Regions from separate parts of the Homo sapiens genome. Here region 1 is linked to region 2. A link is an interaction called in ENCODE POLR2A ChIA-PET data of the cell type or tissue named here. Cell type or tissue: endothelial cell of umbilical vein. All regions are shown on one strand. Links, peaks and the distances in the headings refer to the core of each region. The heading gives the core; the rest is flanking DNA.

Region 1 (2,908 bases), core at 313-2,812, 170 kb after region 2:
ACCGTATGGAGCATAACACCCTTCACCCTCCAGAGAAGACAGGCAGCAAAAGTGAGAAGTCAGGCTTGTTCTATGGAACCACTGAGATTTCTGGGCTATTTGTTATACAGCAATAACCCCTCTCATCCTAACTAATACAGCCAGAAATCCATCAGGATCTAGGGAAAATAGAAGTGCACAGGCCCCTACCTTGGAGTCTAGCAAATCCAGCCCTGGAAGTAGCCTCAGGGGCAGTCTTTGTCTAACTAAAATCTTCTGGTCAAGGCTGGGCATGGTGGCTCACACCTGTAATCCCAGTGCTTTGAGAGGCTAAGAAGGGAGGATTGCTTGAGTCTAGGAGTTCAAGACCATCCTGGACTACAAAGTGAGATCTTGTCTTTACAATTTTTTTTTTTTTCCAGATAGAGCCTCGCACTGTCGTCTGGGCTGGAGTGCAGTGGTGCGATCTCGGCTCACTGCAACCTCTGCCTCCTGGGTTCACATGATTCTCCTGCCTCAGCCTCCCGAGTAACTGGGATTACAGGCACACACCACCACACCCGGCTAATTTTTTGTATTTTTAGTAGAGACGGGGTTTCACTATGTTGGCCAGACTGGTCTCGAACTCCTGACCTCGTGATCTGTCCGCCTCAGCCTCCCAAAATGCTGGGATTACAAGCATGAGCCACCATGCATGGAGACAAAAATTTTTTAAAAATTAGCTGGGTGCAGTGGCCTGTGCCTGTAATCCCAGCTATGTGGGGGGCCTGGCCTCTCCCTCGAGCCCATGAGGTTGAGGCTGCAGTGAACCATGATCCCACCACTGCACTCCAGCCTGGGCGACAGAGTGAGACCCTGCCTCTAAAAAAATAAAATCTAGTCACAGCATTTTTTTTGTTTTTTAACAAAACAGAACAGTAGTATTGGGAGTATTAGTTCACGAAGGCTTGACATCATTTATAAATACACACACGTGTTTACAGGGCCGTAATATAAAATGTATTGCTTTCTTCCTGGAAGTCATGGTCAAAAAGAGTTTGAAAGTCTACCAAGCTGGCTAGGCATAGTGGCTCACGCCTGTAATCCTAGCACTTTGGGAGGCTGAGGCAGGCAGATCACAAGGTCAGGAGTTCGAGAGCAGCCTGGCCAATATGGTGAAACCCCATCTCTACTAAAAATACACAAATTAGCCAGGTGTGGTGGCGGGCGCCTGCAGTCCCAGCTACTCGGGAGGCTGAGGCAGGAGAATCCCTTGAACCTGGGAGACGGAGGTTGCAGTGAGCTGAGATCGTGCCACTGCACTCTGCACTCCAGCCTGGGGGACAGAGAAAGACTCCATCTCAAAAAAAAAAAAAAAAAAAAGAGAAAAAAAAGAAAGTCTACAAAGCCTGGCCTGGACCCTTGCAAAATGTCACTACCATGAAACACAGGGGTGGGTGAAGGACCGTCCCGGATTAAAGGAAAGGTATGAATCTAGAGAGGATGTTGGGTCAGAAAAAAAAAAATGCTATAAAGAACATTATCGGGGCGGGGTGCGGTGGCTCACGCCTGTAATACCAGCACTTTGGGAGGCTGAGGTGGGCGGATCACCTGAGGTCAGGAGTTCGTAATCAGCCTGAGGAACATGGTGAAACCCCGTCTCTACTAAAAATACAAAAATTAGCCTGGCATGGTGGCGGGCACCTGTAATCCCAGTTACTTGGGAGGCTGAGACAGGAGAATCACTTGAACCCGGGAGGCGGAGGTTGCAGTGAGTTGAGATGGTGCCACTGCACTCCAGCCTGGGCGACAGAGTGAGACTGTCTCAAAAAAAAAAAAAAAAAAAAAAAAAAAAGGAAAAAAATGTCTTGGCTGGTAGAAAATACACTCTGAAGTATTAGTAATTAGGCAAGAAAGGTGATGACATCTACAACTAACTCTCAAATGGTGCAAGGGAAAATATGTATTTTATATTTATATATACTTAGGGAGAAATTTAAGTACAGAGAGACGGGGTGGAGGGAGAGGGGGAGAGAGTGCTCGTATGGGACTTCACTGTATCATTCTTGCAAGCTTTCTGTAGGTTTGAAATTTTTGCAAAATAAAAACTAGTTTTCAAAAAAAGTTTGAAAGGCCAGGCACGATGGCTCATGCCTGTAATACCAGCACTTTGGAAGACCGAGGTGGGAGGATTGCTTGGGGCTAAGAGTTCAAGACTAGCCTGGGCAACACAGAGAGATCCCCGTCTCTACAAACAATTTTTAAAAATTAGCCAGGCTTGGTGGCATGTGCCTGAGGTCCTAGCTACTCAGGAGGCTGAGGTGGGAGGATGGCTTGAGTCCAGGAGGTTGAGGCTGCAGTGAGCTATGATCATGCCACTGCACTCTAGCCTGGGTGACAAAGTCAGATCAAAGCCATTGCCCAAGATAAACAGTGACATGGTGACAAAGGCAGAACAGTCTTTGAAGCCCTGTTTATACCAGGGAAACCAGGGGCTGCCTCAGAGTCTCTGTGGCTACACGCTGCGCACACACTGCAGACACACTACACAGGCTCCTGTGGGTGTGAGCCGGTGTGCACGCTGGCATGCAGGTGGACACACACCTGGCACCCAGCCAGCCCGGTTCCCATCATGTCACATGCCACCAGCAGGAGACCAGGGCTGGGGTGGGATGGGGTCGGAAGTGGGCACTCAAGGCCTCCCCCTTGGGCCCCGGTTCCTACCTGTGCAGCCGAAGGCCACGGTGCCCACAGCGGCCAGGTTGATGGCGTAGGCCTGGTCCCGAGAGAAGAGCTGCAGCCACACGTCGCAGATGCTGATAAAAAGGAGAGGGCCCAAGGCTAAGAGGTAGCCTGTTGGGGGAGAGGCTAGTGAGGGGAGTGGTGGAGCCAACTGGGTGGGGTCCCCCTCCTCCTCGCCCCTCCTGCAGAGTCGCTCTGAGGCTTTCTC
Region 2 (2,908 bases), core at 99-2,598:
AGGCTGGAGTGCAGTGGCACAATCTCTGCTCACTGCAAGCTCTGCCTCCCAGGTTCACGCCATTCTCCTGCCTCAGCCTCCTGAGTAGCTGGGACTACAGGCGCCTGCTACCACGCCTGGCTAATTTTTTGTATTTTTAGTAGAGACGGGGTTTCACCATGTTAGCCAGGATGGTCTTGATCTCCTGACCTCGTGTTCCACCTGCCTCGGCCGCCCAGTGTGCTGGGATTACAGGTGTGAGCCACCGTGCCCAGCCAGCATTTTTTGTGTTTTTAATAGAGATGGAGTTTCACCATGTTGGTCAGGCTGATCTCAAACTCCTGACCTCGGGTGATCCACCCGCCTTGGCCTCCCAAAGTGCTGGGCTTGCAGGCATGAACCACCACGCCCGGCCCCCTTGTGCTATTTATTGATTACTTACTGTACTGGGGCTGAGCCAAGGCCAGGGCCCTGTGGTCCATCTCTGCAGACCTGTGTCTGGTAAAATCCTACCGCCGGCCTGAGTTCTGGAGTAGGTCACACGTTTGTTTTCTTTTCTTCTCTTTCTGTTTTTTTCTTTCTTGAGACAGTGTCTTGCTCTATCATCCAGACTGGAGTGCAATGGCATGATCATGTCTCACTGCAGCCTCGACTTCCTGGCCTCAGGCAGTCCTCTACCCTCAGCTTCCTCAGTAGCTGTGACTATAGGTACATACCACCATGCCCAGTTAATTTTTTGTAGAGATGGGCTGTGGGTGGAGGGGTCTTACTATGTTGCCCAGGCTGGTCTCAAACTCCTGGGCTCAACCAATCCTCCCAACTTGGCTTCCCAAAGTGCTGGGATTACAGCTGTCAGCCACCACATCCAGCCCACACTTGCTTTCAAAATGCCCTGCCAACCCAGCAGCCAGCGTTGACATTTCTGCTCTGTTAAGACATTGTTTGCCTCCGGGTTCAAGTGATTCTCATGCCTCAGCCTCCAAAGTAGCTGGGACTATAGGCATGTGCCACCACGCCCAGCTAATTTTTTTTTTTTTGGGGGACGGAGTCTCGCTGTGTTGCCCAGGCTGGAGTGCAGTGGCGCAATCTTGGCTCACTGCAACCTCTGCCTCCCGAGTTAAGCGATACTCCTGCCTCAGCCTCTTGAGTAGCTCGGATTACAGGTGGACGCCACAATGCCTGGCTAATTTTTGTATTTTTAGTAGAGACGGAGTTTCATCATGTAGATCAGGCTGGTCTCGAACTCGTGATCTCGTGATCCGCCCGCCGCAGCCTCCCAAAGTGCTGGGATTACAGGCATCAGCCACCACGCCCGGCCAATTTTTGTATTTTTAGTAGAGACGGGGTTTCACCATGTTGGCCAGGTTGGTCTCGAACTCCTGACCTCAAGCGATCCACTCGCCTTGGCCTCCCAAAATGCTGGGATTACAGGCGTGAGCCACTGTGGGTGGCCAGAAACCTCTCTATACAGAGCAAGGCCTTGGGGGGTGGTTTTATTGACGGACAGTGTGGACCCGTCTCCCTGCCCGTTCGCTGCTGTGTTGCCCAGAAACAACTGACTGTCCCTTATCAGCTCTGAGACAAACTTCAGCCAAATCCTGAAACGGTCCCACCTGCTTTTCAGTTTGTGGTTTAAGGTTTTGGGGTTGTTTTTTTTTTTTAAGGAAGTGAAATGAACAATTCTCCTCTGGAAGAGAAAGATAAGGCTTGAATCCGCCGGAGCAATGTCTGCTGGAAAGAAATATTTTTTAACTTGTGGGCAGTTCTCCAGCTGGGCTGTGTGAGTGAGGAAGCTGGCAGCGCTCTCGCTGAGAGAATTGAATAGTTGCTCCGTCGTGGCAGGGGTTCCTTTCCCCGGCGAGGCAGGCTGTGGGCCCAGGCCAGCCAGGCACAGCGATAGGGATGGCCTTCCGCCATAACGTGGCCTGGAGATCTGGTGAACTGGGAGGCCTGGACCCATTCCCCAGGCCAGCCACCTCCTCCCTCCAAAACACCCACTCCTGGCTGATGGGGGCCACTTGGGGCACCACAGACCTTTGCTATCTAAAAGCTGCATTTCCCAAGCCTTCCGTTGCTTTTTAAAATACAGCTTGACCCTCCCTGACACTGCAGAGTCATTCTCTAGCTTGCTGCCCTCTGGAGACTGCTGTGTATGGCTTCCGAGGTGGCCTTAATGCTCCATTGAGTTTCTGCAGGAACTCACTCCCACCACCTGTTGCAGGATGTGTTTGGTAGCAAATAATAAAAAACCTAGCTCGAAACAGCTTCACAATGCAGGGAATTTGGTGTGATGGAAAATGTGCAGTGGTAGGGTAGGCTTCAGGTCGAGCTTGATCCAGCAGCTTACATCTCTAAGGACTCAGTTTAGGATAGCTGCCAGCCAGCTGGGCTGTGGGATTCCTTGTTTATTCCTACTACTGAACCAATTGCTCTGACCAGGGGAATGAGAGCACCTTGATTTGCTTAGAGTAGTCACCCATTCTGTGGCACCCACACCACACAGCTGCCACAGAATGGGACAGATCGAATTTTGTGGTGCTCACAGAGTCCCCCCAATCCCTTTGTAAAATGTAGTATAGTGACTCCTGTGGAACTGACCTGAGCTGAGCTCATCTGAGCTGTCCTCTGACCATCACCCACAAGTCTGTGTGTTCTTAGAGGGGACAGCCCTAGGCCAGGTGCAGTGGCTCACGTCTGTAATCCCAGCACTTTGGGATGCCAAGGCAGGTGGATCACTTGAGGACAGGAGTTTGAGACCAGCCTGGCCAACATGGTGAATTTCAATCTCTACTAAAAACACAAAAATTAGCTAGGCATGGTGGCGTGCACCTGTAATCCCAGCTACTTGGGAGGCTGAGGTGGGAGAATCACTTGAACCAAGGAGATGGAGGTTGCAGTGAGCCGAGATTGCACCACTGCACTCCAACCT

What was found. Peaks named below come from ENCODE experiments on the same cell type or tissue, not always from the same donor. Only the 100,000 strongest peaks of a DNase experiment are listed, where the experiment ranks them.
Region 1: POLR2A ChIA-PET joins it to region 2 with 5 read pairs; 3 of 35 experiments call an interaction of 5 or more read pairs at or near these places.

Annotation. Positions count from the first base shown.
Region 1 is chr7:5,291,596-5,294,503 of GRCh38, reverse strand. It overlaps SLC29A4 (solute carrier family 29 member 4), which reads right to left. Exons shown (of 11, transcript NM_153247.4): 5 at 2,683-2,811. Among named protein-coding and RNA genes, the nearest start is that of SLC29A4, 10 kb to the right of the region's middle. RefSeq lists a silencer at 2,372-2,666. In endothelial cell of umbilical vein, for the core only: no CTCF peak of the experiment used is centred there; no DNase peak of the experiment used is centred there.
Region 2 is chr7:5,456,807-5,459,714 of GRCh38, reverse strand. It overlaps a transcript of FBXL18 not described here. Among named protein-coding and RNA genes, the nearest start is that of LINC02983, 29 kb to the right of the region's middle. In endothelial cell of umbilical vein, for the core only: no CTCF peak of the experiment used is centred there; a DNase peak (open chromatin) is centred at 1,594; H3K27ac peaks cover 366 bases.